Regions from separate parts of the Homo sapiens genome. Here region 1 is linked to region 2. The links are chromatin loops, found by intact Hi-C in ENCODE. Cell type or tissue: HCT116. All regions are shown on one strand.

Evidence for each region. A loop is a pair of places that touch in the nucleus more often than their neighbours do. Peaks named below come from ENCODE experiments on the same cell type or tissue, not always from the same donor. Only the 100,000 strongest peaks of a DNase experiment are listed, where the experiment ranks them.
Region 1: a loop joins it to region 2, with 4 times the contacts of the local background. A loop is called at or near these places in 4 of 110 quality-filtered maps.

Annotation. Positions count from the first base shown.
Region 1 is chr15:43,281,968-43,289,967 of GRCh38, forward strand. TGM7 (transglutaminase 7) reads right to left here. Exons shown (of 13, transcript NM_052955.3): 5 at 5,574-5,702; 6 at 5,313-5,490; 7 at 2,847-2,985; 8 at 550-653; 9 at 1-119. Among named protein-coding and RNA genes, the nearest start is that of TGM7, 16 kb to the right of the region's middle. In HCT116, a CTCF peak has its summit at 3,784 (motif pointing left); a DNase peak (open chromatin) is centred at 3,774; H3K27me3 peaks cover 908 bases.
Region 2 is chr15:42,922,789-42,930,788 of GRCh38, forward strand. No RefSeq gene overlaps it. Among named protein-coding and RNA genes, the nearest start is that of TTBK2, 6.0 kb to the left of the region's middle. In HCT116, a CTCF peak has its summit at 4,103; a DNase peak (open chromatin) is centred at 4,073.

The DNA of each region.
Region 1 (8,000 bases), 360 kb after region 2:
AAGGAGCCAAATGACTTCATCGGCGTTCACCTCGGCATACACAAAAGGGGTGTCATAGGCCAGGTGGACATCCCCTTCCCTGATGGCCTTCACAGAGGCAGGGCCACAGCAGAACAGCCCTGTGGAGGCAACAGGCTACTGATATGGGGGCCAGGGGCAGCTGGTTGTGGCTGTGGGAGGTGGAGATGGGATAGGCAGCGGCACCACTGACTCTCACCCGTGGGATATCTTCCAGTTTACCAAGCACTTTTGTTCCCATTAATTCATCTGACCCTCACAGCCACCCTGTGAAGTGGCAATGCTCATCATCAGCTTTTCCACTTTACAGGTAAGGACACAACTGAGGCTCAGTGACCCATCCAGGTAACCCATCCGGGTGACTCTGTCAATGGTAGAGTTAGATTCCTGATCTGAAGCTGTGTCAGCTGGGACCTCGGGAAGAGGGTGCCGTGGAAAACGCTGCTCCTCCCTGGTCTCCTGCTCCCACGGCCAGTCACCCTAATCTGCCTCCCCACAGAGCCAGAGCCTGTTGCAATGGTCCTCACTCACCACTGCTGGTCTGCTGGGGAGTGGGGTCCAGAACCTGCCACCCGTTGTATCCTGGTGGGAGATCTTTCCGGATCATCCAGCACTCATTCCAGACGTGGAAGTTCCTGCAGGAGGGAGTAAGGAGACAAGGATTCATGTTAGCTGAGGTTTTGCCAGGTACCAGGCACTATACGGAGTGATTTATATCATTGTTTCTTTTTCTTACTTTTTATTAGGAAGTAATTTCATACTAAAAGTCACAAGAATAGTACAGGCTGGGCGCGGTGACTCACGCCTGTAATCCCAGCACTTTGGGAAGCCGAAGTGGGCGGATCACGAGGTCAGGAGATTGAGACCATCCTGGCTAACACAGTGAAACCCTGTCTCTACCAAAAATACAAAAAAGTAGCTGGGCATGGTGGCGGGCACCTGTAGTCCCAGCTACTCGGGAGGCTGAGGCAGGAGAATGGTGTGAACCCAGGAGGCGGAGCTTGCAGTGAGCCAAGATGGCACCGCTGCACTCCAGCCTGGGCCACAGAGTGAGACTCCATCTCAAAAAAACAACAAAAAAGAGTAGTACAAAGAACACCCATCTACCCAATTCATCTGTTGTTAACATTTTGCCCCATATGCTTTCTTTCAGTGTGGACAGGAATAGATATCTACACATACACACTTCAGTGTGTATTTCCTGAGAATAGGGATCTTCTCTTACATAACCCCTGTATAGTTCATAAACCCTAGCACATTGGATATTGATATGATGCCTTTATCTAATTTACTGTCTATATTTTAATGTTGTCAGTTGACCTAATGATGTTGTTTAGAGCATTCTTCTCCCATGTGGTACGCGATGCCGTCTGTGATCACACACTGCATTCAGCTACGCAGAATGTTGTCTCCTTTGATCTTGGAACAGTTCCTTCGCCTTTCTTTCTTTGTTACATTGGGATTTGAAAACAATCTCTCGCTCTCTCTCTTTTTCTTTTTTTTTGTAAATGTAAGGGGTACAAATGTAGTTTTGTTTCATGGAGATATTACCTAGTGGTGAAGTCTGGGCTTTTAATGAAAACAGTCTTTATGTTATTTATCTATTTTTTAAAACCAGAGTGGCCCCCATTTTGGGCTTGTCTGATGTTTCCTCATGATTAGACTCAAGATATGCATTCAAAGACAGAACTGTGCCTAAGTTACATATCCTCAGATACACCACTGCTTCCTGAATCAGAGACAATTCAGACCTCTAGGAGTCTATCTGTGGATCCCAGGCTGAAAAGCCCTCCTTACTGGCATTGATCTCATTTCACCCTAGCAACCCTGTGAAGTAGATGTTATCTTCATTTTACAGACAAGGAAATTGAAGCTCAGAGACGGAGGGGGCTCCTAGGACAGCAGGTAGTTCTTACACAACTCAAGGAATCTTACCTGGAGGCTGGGTGCGGTGGCTCAGGCCTGTAATCCCAGCACTTTGGGAGGCCGAGGCGAGTGGATCATCTGAGGTCAAGAGTTCGAGACCAACATGGTGAAACCCCGTCTCTACTAAAAATACAAAAATTAGCCAGGTGTGGTGGTACGTGCCTGTAGTCCCATCTACTCGGGGGGCTGAGGCAGGAGAATTGCTTGAACCTGGGAGGTGGAGATTGCAGTGAGCTGAGTTCGCACCATTGCACTCCAGCCTGGGCAACAGAGCGAGACTCCATCTCAAAAACAAACAAACCAACACAGCGAGTCTTATCTGGAAACTGGCTGGAAAAAGAGAAACAGGAAACCAGATTTGCGGGTAGAGCTGAGAACAAAGGAACCAGGAAAAGAAGCCAGAGATACACAAATAAAGGGATGCACAGAGATACACACACACACACACGCATGCATATACATGCACAGACACATGCATGCAGACAGGGAGTGGGTTGGGCAGAGGAAGAAGTCAAGAGAGACAAGAAGAGGTCTACAGAAGCAGCCAGTCCAGGCTCTGTCTGACTTCTGGGAAAACTGGATGGTACAAACAGAAACTCAGAGAAGAAAGAGGAAGATGAATAAAGACTTTTGAGGTCAGTGTTCAGAAGACGCCCAGCTAGTCATTTGGTTGAGGCCCCAGAATGTTATCCCATTGTTTTCTACCTCTGAAATGAGTTAAATTTGATGACCTAATTAGCCAGAACAGCCTCCTGGGTTGGGGAATTCTTCTCTTCTCTGAGCATTAGCAGCAATGCTCAGGGCAATCTTGCAATATTTCCTCAAGAGCCAGAGAGAACCAGGTCAGTTTTTCTGCCCTCCCTGGGACAAAGCAGAGATCTGTTCAAGACAGTGCCTCTCACCATATTTTGTCTCGTTTCTGAGTTGACAGCATCTCGGCATTTCGGTCATAGTACGTATCGATGGTCAAGTTCCTATCCACGTTGTGCGCGGAACGGAAATTGGAAACAACACGGGTTGGAACACCTAAGCATCTCATTACTAAAGAGAAAAATATAGAGAATCGCTGAGTTCATTTCAGGCAGAATTATTGGTTTTCCATGCATAATTTGTAACTTTCAAGCTGGAGGAGAGAAAGCCAAGACGCTTACGGAACCACACCAGTAACTCCTTTATTCCCAGAGCCCCACACCCAGTCCCACAGCCCTGCTGCCCCATCAGTGATCAACATCCCACAAGGAGAAAGGAATCATTTGAGGGTCGCTTAAAACAACAGTTAACAATAATCCGACTTATCATTTAGGAGTCTTTCCACTCAGCAGCTTTCCAAGTTAAAGACAGAGGGCCAGGCGCGGTGGCTTACGCCTGTAATCCCAGCACTTTGGGAGGCTGAGGCGGATCACGAGGTCAGGGGTTTGAGACTCAGCCTGGCCAACATGGGGAAACCCCGTCTCTACTAAAAATACAAAAAAAAATTAGCTGGGTGTGGTGGTGCATGCCTGCAGTTCCAGCTACTAGGGAGGCTGAAAATTTAGTTCCGAAATGTTTTTTAACTTTTATTTTAGGTTTGAGGGTACACATGAAGGTTTGTTACGTGGGTAAACACGTGTCACGGGGGGTTGTTGTACAGATTATTTCATCACCCTCCTCCCACCCTAGCTCTGAAATTTGGGATCTGTAATTCTACTTAAAGACAAGAGGTAGGGGGAGGTATGAAAGAAATTCGAGGATGGATAGAGGGACAAGATAGACTTCTAGAGACAGTGGAAACCGTCAGCAGAGATAAGAGGAAATCACAGTCAGCAACCATCTTTAATAAGGCAGCAGCTCCCTCTTGTGGCTTCTCATGATACTGCTACAAAGGCTTTTAAAAGCTGAGTTATGATTTCACAAATCTAGTCACACAGTGTAAACATTACCCCCAACACATACACACAAACACACACACACACACACCCCTGCCTGCCCAGAGCCAGATGAAGTCAAGCCAAGAGCCAGCAAGAGCCAGGTGTGACCCTGAGGGGACGTGGGTACTGACATCAGCCAGCATGGTAAGTTCAGAGAGGTTTATCCCACTATCTCCCTCCTAGGAGGGGCAGACGGTGCCTACTGAGGCTGCCAGGAGGATTACACAGCTTCAAAAAGTAAAAGGAATATTGACAGCGACCAATCCTTTTGTTTTGGTTCACTGAAGAGCCCCCAAGAAGGCTTCCTGTCTGCAGTCACCTGTCCACTCACAGCACAGCTCCTGGGCTTGTCACAGATCCTTAGCAGGCGTGGGAGCTACACCTGGGCTGGAAGTGGCCATAGGAAGCTTGGCAGGGGCAGCTCCCCCAGTGCGCAGTGGCCCTGTAACTCGAGCGCCTGGGAGTGGGGAGAGGCTTGGAAATGGAGCAGGGTGGTGGACCTCGTCCTTCTCCTGCTCATCCCAGGCCTCCTCCATAACACCTACCTAGCACGGCCTGGGGACTTCCCAGCCCAAGGAACAACTGAGAATACTGAGTGCCAGGGTAGCCCTAGCCCCATTTCACACCTGGGCAAAGTGAGGTCACTGGATTCAAACACTCAGATTTAAACCTCCTCTGTGTCTGCAGCACCTGTATATAACTGCCAGCCTCTGCTGCCCCTCTCCAAAAAGTCTCTGCCCTTGTCTTTGGCACCTGTCTCTGTCCTCCCCATTCTCTGCTCCTCCTTTCTCCAACTCAGAGTCACCCTGTTAGTTCAGCAAATGTTCATCGAGCTCCATAATGTAGCAGGACAGGCCTGTCTAACAGATTCTGGCCTTGCAAGGGTGAGACAAGTACTCTCCATCTTTCTCTCATCTTCACAGATGGTCTGCTCAACAACTTTGCACTGAATTGTAAATAATTGATACTGCATAAAACATTGATGTTCTTTAAGGGTAGTCAGCAAGGTGGCAAGTCTATAATGATAACTGCTCAAGGATCTCTCAGTGAAGCATTTGGGGGCTGCTAGCTCTGCCTATGGGTGAGGTCAGCTATCTCACGCCATCTACTTCCACCTGCCCCCCCATGCCAGGCTCACCCTGAGCTGAGATGCCTGAGCAGGTGGCAGAAAGGAGCCATTTGGTTTCTGCTTCGGGACCACAAACTCCTCTATCCAGATGACAGTTTTAACAGTCTGACTGATCCATCAAGGATACTGTGAGATGATTGCCACAGGTCAATCCCCCTCTCACATAAATGCACAGGATCCCTCGAGACTGTATGGTGTGCTAGCTCAGGGCCTGGGTGCCCACCACCCCCAGCTGTGGGGCCATGGGCAAGCTACTGAACCTTTATGAGCCACAGTTAACTTCTCTGATAATGAAGTTAATCACACCCCTAAGTGAGTGATCTTTCGCTCACCGGTGCACATAACAGAGGCGAAGACCCAGCACTGTCCGTACTTCACAGGCTGCCCGCCCCTGGCTGACCACTGCTGTAGGATGGCCACACTGCCCTTCCACTCCAGAGGACTGACCCCTTTGGAGTAGTCCTCGCCCCAGTTCCCCTGCAGCACGCCATTGTCATCGTTGCTGTTGATCTGCAGAGGACAGACAGGTGGGTTTCCACAGCTCCCGGGGAAGCTCAGACTGTCCTCAGACGGCGGGAAGCATCCATCCTTACCATGGCACTCACCACCCTGCACACATACACCACGTCGTTCCGCTGGGAACAGTCTTTGGCCGGGTTCTTTAAGTGATACAGGCTCTTGTTCAGGATCTCAAAGCAGATGTCTATGATGTCCTCTTCAAACTTCCAAGTGATTTTAAGGGAGAAAAAAGAGAAGAGCAAATGTCTAGACTTCTGAAACTTTAAGTCACTAACAGACTTTTGGGGATGGCATGTATATGGGGATGTGGGGGCAGGGGGAGGGCGCTAAATATAAGACAAGTTCCTGCCTTTGAAGAGCTTATAAATCAAATTGGGAATGTATTAGGTTTGAAATTCTGAAACACTAAACTGCGTGGTTCTGATGAAAAATGGAAACAGAATTCGGAGAGTGAGAGACCCCCCTCGGCTGAACAGATGAGAGAAGGCTTTGGTGCCAATGGGCTTTGATGGACTGGGTGGGCAGGAAGAGGAGAGTGGGCATATTTACCTGAGGTCTTTGAGCATGGTGGGTATCAAGGACTTAGACTCCTATCTGGAGGACTTGAAGAAGCAGGGAAGGGATCAGAGCAGAAAAAGTCTAGAGATCAATGTAGGGCCACACGTGCCAGTCTTGAAATCAGGTAGAGGAGCTCAGAGCAGACGCTGCGGGCCCTGGAGGAGCCAGGGTGGGCTCATAATAGACGTGCACAATGTTTGTCACAATGCTTTGGCTGCCAAATGCACAGGTATTTGTCTCAGTTTCAAAGAGGGTCACAGGTCGCCACGGTTGGAGAATGGGGAAAACGTGCTCTCCCTCAGCAAGGCTTCCCCCACCTCTTCCCTTTTGGAGTTTGTGGACAGGACTGAGGTGGCAGTGGGAAGGAGAGAGAAACTACGCCTGCGGGGGTTGAGAGTGGAAACGTTGCCCAGAGCCAAGTTCCCCCTCTCTACGTTGACTGGATATTGGATGTTATTAAAGAATTACTATTCTTTTTTTTTTCCGTTACAATCATGTATTCTGATTAAGTTTTGCAGAAAGAGTCATCATCTTTTACATGACTATATTCTGAAGTACTATTGGATTAAATATGCTGAAGTGTTACTGGATTAAATAATATGGTATCTGTAATTTGCTTAAAAAAAAATTTGCCGGCAGCAGTGGCTGTAATCCCAGTACTTCGAGAGGCCGAGGCAGGTGGATCACCTGAGGTCAGAAGTTCGAGACCAGCCTGGCCAACACGGTGAAACCCCGTCTCTACTAAAAATACAAAAATTAGCCGGGCATTATGGCTCGCACCTGTAGTCCTAGTTACTCAGGAAGCTGAGGTGGGAGAATCACTTGAACCCAGGAGGTTGCAGTGAGCCAAGATCATGCCACTGCACTCCAGCCTGGGCAACACAGTGAGACTCTATCTCAAGAAAAAGAAAAAAATCTAGTGGTGGAGTGGGGAGTGGGGATGGAGGCAGAAGAGTACAGACCAGAGAAGGACAAGCTTTTTCTGTAAAAAACCAAATAGTAAATATTTTAGCCTTTGCAGGCCATAAGGTCTCTGTCTTTTTTTTTTTTATTCTACTTTAAGTTTTGGGGTACACGTGCACAACGTGCAGGTTAGTTACATATGTATACATGTGCCATGTTGGTGTGCTGCACCCATTAACTCGTCATTTAACATTAGGTATATCTCCTAATGCTATCCCTCCCCACTCCCCTAACCCCACAACAGGCCCCAGTGTGTGATGTTCCCCTTCCTGTGTCCATGTGTTCTCATTGTTCAATTCCCACCTATGAGTGAGGACATGTGGTGTTTGGTTTTTTTGTCCTTGTGATAGTTTGCTGAGAATGATGGTTTCCAGCTTCATCCATGTCCCTACAAAGGACATGAACTCATCATTTTTTATGGCTGCATAGTATTCCATGGTGTATATGTGCCACATTTTCTTAATCCAGTCTATCATTGTTGGACATGTGGGTTGGTTCCAAGTCTTTGCTATTGTGAATTGTGCCGCAATAAACATACGTGTGCATGTGTCTTTATAGCAGCATGATTTATAATCCTTTGGGTATTTACCCAGTAATAAGATTGCTGGGTCAAATGGTATTTCTAGTTCTAAATCCCTGAGGAATTGCCACACTGACTTCCACAATGGTTGAACTAGTTTACAGTCCCACCAACAGTGTAAAAGTGTTCCGATTTCTCCACATCCTCTCCAGCACTTGTTGTTTCCTGACTTTTTAATGATCGCCATTCTAACTGGTGTGAGGTGGTATCTCATTGTGGTTTTGATTTGCATTTCTCTGATGGCCAGTGATGATGAGCATTTTTTCATGTGTCTTTTGGCTGCATAAATGTCTTCTTTTGAGAAGTGTCTGTTCATGTCCTTCGCCCACTTTTTGATGGGGTTGTTTGTTTTTTTCTTGTAAATTTGTTTGAGTTCATTGTAGATTCTGGATATTAGCCC
Region 2 (8,000 bases):
ACCTGTAGTCCCAGCCACTTGGGAGGCTGAGGCAGGAGGATTGCTTGAGCCCTGGATGTCAAGGCTGCAGTGAGCTATTATCGCATCACTGCACTCCAGTCTGGGCAACAGAGATACCCTGTCTTTAAAAAAGAAAAAAAAAAAGTTTCTAGGGAAAAAATGTCCAGATTCATTGAAATTAGGCTTAGCAATAAAAGCCTCCCCTTTTCTCCAGTCTTTTCCATTTTAGAATTATTGAGCTGTCCCCAGAGATACTCTTTCAGTCAGGCTAAATGTCAATGTAATATGTTATTCAAGAGCTGGTACTGGAGTTTAGGAATCCCCTTTGAGTTATAGATATAGATAGATCTCAAGTATATATATAAAACTCAAATATATATGCATGTATCTCTTTTAAGAAATAAACTGAGCATAGTGGCTCACACTTGTAATCCCAGCACTTTGGGAGGCCAAGGCAGGAGGATCTGTTGAGCCCTGGAGTTGGAGACCAGCCCTAGCAACATAGTGAGACTCTGTCTCTACAAAAAATATATATTTTTAATTAGCTGGCCCCTGTAGTCCCAGCTACCCAGGAGGCTGAGGTGGGAGGATTGCTTGAGCCCAGGAGGTCGAGGCTGCAGTGAGCTATGATTGCATCACTGCACTCCAGCCTGGGTGACAACGCAAGACTCTGTCTCTAATACATAAATGTGGTAGCCAGACTTCCAGATGGCCCCCAATGATCCCTACCTCACTTACTCTCATTCTTATTTATTCCTTTCCATACTGAATTGGACTGACCTGTGTAACCAATAGGATTTTCCAGAAATTATGGTGTGGGAATATCAAGGCCAGGTTATAACAGACATTGTAGCTTCTGCCTTATGTGTTCTTGGATCACTTATTTAGGGAGAAGCCAGTTGTCTTCTCCTGAAGATACTCTAGCAGTTCCATGCAGTGTTCCCCTGGCAAGGAACTGAAGCATCACATCAATAATCAGCACCAGTTTGCCGTCTATGTTAGTGAGCCATTCTTAGAAATGAATCCTCCAGCCCCAGTCAAGCCTTCAGATGACTGAAAGCCCAGCTGGCTTCTTAACCACCACCTTGTGAGACACTCCAAGCCAGAACTACCCAGCTAAGCCACTTCTAAAATGTGTTACTATATCACAGAAACTATGTGATATAGTAAATATTTACTATTGCTTTAAGCATTAATTTTTGGGATAATTGGTCATGCAGCAAGAGATAACGAATACAGTAAGACTTGGGAAAATAAGAGAGAGGAATAACTCAAGTCTAAGGATGTGTCCCTGGATAAGTCTAAAGGAATCAGACAGACTCTAGGATCAGTCTTACAGCATATTCAAAGATACAATGTCCAAAGTTCAGACATTAAAAAGTCCCCACACAGGACATAAAGCCCCTTTTAACACAGCTTCTTTTCTCCTAGCATGAAATAAATAACATATTGAAGAATCTCTTTCTTCTTTTCCTTTCCTTCCATTTATGTCCTCTTCTGCCTATCTTTAGGTACCACTTTGTAACCTTCTTCCCATAATCCAAACAGAAAAGGATCTAGATGTGTCATTTACATCACATTGTTATTAGGACAGCACCACAGTGTGAATCAGTGTGCAACTCAAGGAAAAGAGACCTCTGCCCTTTTCTCTTTCTATCTCTCTCTTTAGAAACAAATCTCAGAGTTGCACATGAGAAGTGGGTAAATATATGTTATGTTAATTATATCTCAATAAATCTCTTTTTTAAACTCATTACGCAGTGCTTTGAAACATGAAACTCAATAGTGAACTGGTGCTCAAGCATTTCTGCAAACCAGCAAGCAGCCCTGTTTTTCAGTTTTTCAGCAAATAAGTTTCTATTTGAATGTTACTTAATCCACAAACAAAATCCCCATAAACAAGTTTTTTTGTTTTTTTCTGAGACAGAGGCTTGCTGTGTCACCCAGGCTGGAGTGCAGTGGGCGCAATCTCGGCTCACTGCAAGCTCTGCCTCCCGGGTCCATGCCATTCTCCTGCCTCAGCCTCCCGAGTAGCTGGGACTACAGGCACCCGCCACCATGCCCGGCTAATTTTTTAATATTTTTAGTAGCGATGGGGTTTCACCGTGTTAGCCAGGATGGTCTCAATCTCCTGACCTCATGATCCGCCTGCCTTGGCCTCCCAAAGTGCTGGGATTACAAGCGTAAGCCACCACACCCGGCCCCCATAAACAAGTTTTTATAGAGCCTACTAATGCCATCTACTCTGATAGGCACTGGGAAAGCAAATTTGAATAAATTCAGTCCTGTCCCTCAGGGTTTCACAATGTAATGATTAGCAAACATGCAAATCTTATTAGAATACATTGTAATAACTGCTATAAGAGAGGTATACAGCATATAAAGATACTCAAAGGCCAAATCCTTGGGGTTCTCTGAGAGCTTCATTTCTTTAAGTCAGTATCAGCTGCATTCTGATTTCGACAGAAAGGCATTCACATCAAATATATTCACTACCTCAAGTGTTTGTGTTTTTGAAACTTTGTTCTTTTTTTTTTTTTTTTTTAGTGAAAATTTTACTTTTAAGTAAAAGACTTGATTTTTTTTTTTTTGAGATGGAGTCTCACCCTGTCACCCAGGCTGGAGGGCAGTGGCACGATCTTGGCTCACTGCAACCTCCACCTCCCAGGTTCAAGCAGTTCTCCCGCCTTAGCCTCCCAAGTAGCTGGGATTACAGTCACCTGCCAGCACGCCAGAATAATTTTTGTATTTTTCGTAAAGACGGGGTTTCACCGTGTTGGCCAGGTTGGTCTTGAACTCCTGACCTCAAGTGATCCATCCTCCTCAGCCTCTCAAAGTGCTGGGATTACAGGCGTGAGCCATTGCGCCCAGCCTTGATTTATTTTCTTTTTTTTTTTTAAACAGAGTCTTGCTCTGTCACTCAGGCTGGAGTGCAATGGCACCATCTTGGCTCACTGCAAGCTCCACCTCCCGGGTTCAAGCGATTCTCCTGCCTCAGCCTCCCAAGTAGCTGGGACCACAGGTATGTGCCACCACACCTGGCTAATTTTTGTATTTTTAGTAGAGACAGGGTTTCGCTATGTTGGCCAGGCTGGTCTCGAACTCCTGATCTCGTGATCCGTCTGCCTCAGCCTCCCAAAGTGCTGGGATTACAGGCATGAGCCACTGCACCAGGCCCTGATTTCTAATTAAAGAAATTTCAAGCAAAAAGAATTAGGTAAGAGAAAACGGTGTTGAGCGGGCAAGGCAAAAAACTCTCAATTTGGGAGATATGAGTTTATCGCCTTTTAACCTATTGATATCAATTTGTGTTTAATGATGATGATTAAAATAGACCGTAATATCAGAAAAGATTGACATTGATTAGACCTAGTAAAGTGAGAAAAGAAACTAAAAGAGTTTACATTCACAAAGTAATTCTAATTGTGGTTATTTCTTGATCTGCTTCCTGTTTAGGCCTTTTATGAAACACAGAATAATTATATCATTAACTGTTAACTTTTTGCAGGTTTTATTAGAAGAGTGAATTATAGCTACACATATTTGCTCATATTTTTGTTGCAAGGTCATATATATATATAATTTTTTTTTTTCAGAGATGGAGTTTTGCTCTTGTTGGCCAAGCTGGAGTGCAATGGTGCGATCTCAGCTCACCACAACCTCCGCCTCCCGGGTTCAAGTGATTCTCCGGCCTCAGCCTCCCTAGTAGCTGGGATTACAGGTGGCTGCCAGCACACCCAGCTAATTTTTTTTGTATTTTTAGTAGAGACGGGGTTTCATCATGTTAACCAGGCTGGTCTCGAACTCCTGACCTCAGGTGATCCGCTGGCCTCGGCCTCCCAAAGTGCTGGGATTACAGGTGTGAGCCACTGCGCCCGGCCCCATTAATATATTATTGTTGTATACTCATATTTTTAAAATGAGAAAGTAGTGGGGTGATGTTATGATTGTGCCTGTGACAGTCTGGAAAAAGTTCAGTGACTTTCAGTCTAGTTCAGGAACCTGCCACTCCACTCCAAACACTGGACAGCTTTCTGTGATTTTCAGGCTCTTCTGGCAGGATCATTAACTGGCTAGCAATGCTAATAGCGCACCCTAGCGATAATAGTGTTCCACTGCAAGGTGTATTGAAGCAAAACTGGTCTTATATTTTTGACATTAATCAAAGCCGACTAGCCAGTGGCTAAAGATTTTAATCATTTTTAAAGACCTGATTATGCTCATGAAAAAGATAATCTTTTTTTTTTTGAGACGGAGTCTCACTCTGTCGCCCAGGCTGGAGTGCAGCGGCACGATCTCGGCTCACTGCAACCTCTGCCTCCTGTGTTCAAGTGATTCTCCTGCCTCAGCTTCCCGAGTAACTGGGATTACAGGCATGAACCACCATGCTCAGCTAATTTTTGTATTTTTAGTAGAGACGGGTTTCCACCATCTTGGCCAGGCTGGTCTCGAACTCCTGACCTCAGGTGATTCACCTGCCTCAGCCCCCCAAAGTGCTAGGATTACAGGCATGAGCCACTGCGCCGGGCCAAAGATGATCTTAAAATATTTTTCCGGTGGTGTTATTTGGGAATTGTATGTTCTACCAAATAAAATATATTCATAGATGGCAGATAAAAATTTCCAGAAATGTATTAAGCACCTACATCAAGGCTACCATAGGATATCCTATGGAGGATTAAAAATATATAAGATGTGGTTCCTATATATGCTATTTTGAATTATAGTTTTTGTACATCTTATTTTTATAGAATGTAGAGGGATAATTTCTTATACTGTGTATTCCCCATACCTTCTTCACTCTGTAAATATTAAGTACACTCAGTAGGTATTTTAAAATAATTAATGCAAAAAGTTAAATACTAATAAGTACAAAAATACAAGTGATGTCACATTGTATTACCTTTCAAACAAGTGCTATCAACACCTCTGGGTTTGCCTTTTTCTGCATTTTTCTGTATTAAGATGCTTTCAAAGAAAAGAAATGGTATCACTCTGTTGCCCAGGCTGGAGTGCAATGGTGCCAGTATAGCTCTCTGTAACCTTGAACACCTGAGCTCAAGCAATTCTCCCACCTCAGCCTCTTCAGTAGCTAGAACTACAGCAGTGTACCACCTCATCTTTTTTATTATTATTATTTTGTAGGGCCAGGGCTAGCACTATATTGCGCAGTCTGGTCTTGAACCGCTGGCCTCATGGTATCTTCTCACCTTAGCCTCCCAAAGCACTAGGATTTCAGGTTTGAACCACTGCACCCAGCAAAATGCTTTTTTATTTTCCTCAACTCTTATCCAGAAACACAACAAGGGTGATTGTTAAAACAACAAAGAAAATCCTTCAGTGTGGAGACCTCAGAATAGACAGAAGAGAGAACAATCCTAGGAAATTTACCTTGGGAGTGGTAACAGCAGTATGGAACTAGAAACGGGACTTTTTGCGTTCCTGGGTCAGTCTGTCTGATAAACAGCATTCAAATAGAGTCCCTGCTTATTCTTAGCACGGCATCTCATTGTGTGCTCGCATGTTAAGCTTGCTCTAAACAAGTCAGGGTTGCAAGTCTGTGGGGGAATATCCAGATCCAGTTGGAGATGAGTTCTAGCCTTGCAGAAGGACAGTATACTTATTCCTCTTTTCTTTTTTTTTTTTAGACAGAGTTTTGCTCTTGTCGCCCAGGCTGGAGTGCAACCTCCTCGGCTCACTGCAACCTCCACTTCCTGGGTTCAAGCAATTCTCCTGCCTCAGTAGGAGGCAGTAGCTGGGATTATAGGTGCCCGCCACCAAGCTCAGCTAATTTTATTTGTATTTTTAGTAGAGATGGGGTTTCATCATGTTGGCCAGGCTAGTCTCAAAACTCCTGACCTCAGGTGATCCGCCCATCTCGGCCTCCCAAAGTGCTGGGATTACAGGTGTGAGCCACCTCGCCTGGCCTCCTGTTTTCTTAGTGAACTGAAACTTCGTTTTTTTGCTCACACAGATTTTGAAAAAATTCGTTGCTGGGAAAATAAAAACAACTGGAAAAAATAAAAATTTTAAACTTTGAATTCTAGTTGCATGTAATAGGAAGTTGAGAATGAACTCAAGTACATTTTATATATGATAAAGGTGACATCTCAGATAGTTCGGACAAAGATGGACCCTCTTAGAAATAGTGTCCAGAGAACCAGATTAGATGGTTAAAAATAATAATAAAATTGAACCACAAACAGGAATAAACTCCAAATGGATCAGAGATCTAAATATAAAAAGTGAAATCATACAAGTACTAGAAGAAAACATGGATGAATTCCTTTAAACCTGGGTGTGAGAAGAGGCTTTCTAATTATAATTCAACATCCAGATGTAATTTTTGAAAAGATTGAAAAATTTAACTACAAAACATTGAAAGAACTTTTATGGAATTAAAACTATAAAGTCAAAATCAGTGAGATAAAATATTTAAAATATATTTCACAGATAAAGAGCTAATATCTTGGATATATTAAAAATGCTTAAAAATCAAGGGAAAATAGAATTTAAAACAATAGAAAAATGGGCAAAAAATATAAGGTAGCTACTATACAGCTAAAATTATAAAGACTAACAGCATCCAATGTTTGTGAGGACGTGGAGCAACCAGAGCTCTCATACATTGTTGGTGGGAATGTAAATGGTACATTCATGTTGAAAAAAAGATCTGGACATTTCTTTCAAACTAAACATATATCTATCCTATGAATCAGCAGTTTGACTTCAAGATATGTACCCAAAAGAAATGAAAACATATTTTCACAAAAAGACTAACTCAAGAATGTTCAAAGTAGTTTTATTTATAATATCCCAAAATAGGAAACAGCTCAGGTCCGAAAGAGAACAGACTACAGACTGTACTATGTTCATAAGTGGAATATCACTCAACACTAAAAATAAACTAATACACAAAACAACATGGATGAATCTCAAAAACAATATGCTGAATGAAATAAACCTTGCCAAAGCATCATATTATATGATTCTATTTATGTGAGGAAGTCTTATGGAAAAGAGAACATACTGGATTATTCCAGTTATATAAAACTCTAGCACAAGACACACTAATCTATGATAGAAAAAAATCAGAACAATGGTTGCCTCTGAGTAGACAGGGGCTGGTATTAGCTGGTAAGAGTATAGAGAGTAATGATAATGTTCTATATCTTAATAGGGTTTTGGGTTACACAGGTGCCTGCATTTGTCAAAATTCCATGAATGTACACTTAAGATTTGTGCATTTCATTGAATGTACATTTTATATCAAAATTAAAAACTGGCCAGGCACAGTGGCTTACATGCCTTTCCCAGCACTTTGGGAGGTCAAGGCAGGAGCATTGCTTGGGCCCAAGAGTTCAAGACCAGCCTGGGCAATATAGTGAGAACCCTTCTCTACAAAAATAGAAACAAACTAGTTGGGTATAGTGGCATGCACCTGTAGTCCCAGCCACTTGGGAGGCTGAGGTGAGAGGATTGTGCCCAGATGATTGGGGCTGAAGTGAGGTGTGATCGCACCACTGCACTGCAGCCTGTGCAACAGAGTGAGACCCTGTCTCAAAAAAAAAAAAAAAAAAAGAAAAGAAAAAGAAAAAGAAAAAACCTGCAAAAAATATTGAGTTCTAGTTAATTATATGCATGCAAAATACATTGGGGGGCATATGTATTAATTATTGCAATTGACTTTGAATTTCCTCCCAAAAATAAGAGGGATTGATGAATGAATAGAGGGATGGATAGGTGGATAGATATACAATAAAGCAAGTATAGCAAATTATTATTGGTAGAATCTTGGTGGTGGTATATGGATGGTCACTATAAAGTTCTTTCAACTTTGCTGTATGTTTAAAAATATTCATAATAGACCAGTTTTGTGGCTTATGCCTGTAATCTCAGCACTTTGGGAGGCTATCATGGGAGGATCACTTGAGACCAGGAGTTCAAGACCAGCCTGGGCAACACAGTAAGACCCCATATCTACAAAAAATTTAAAAATA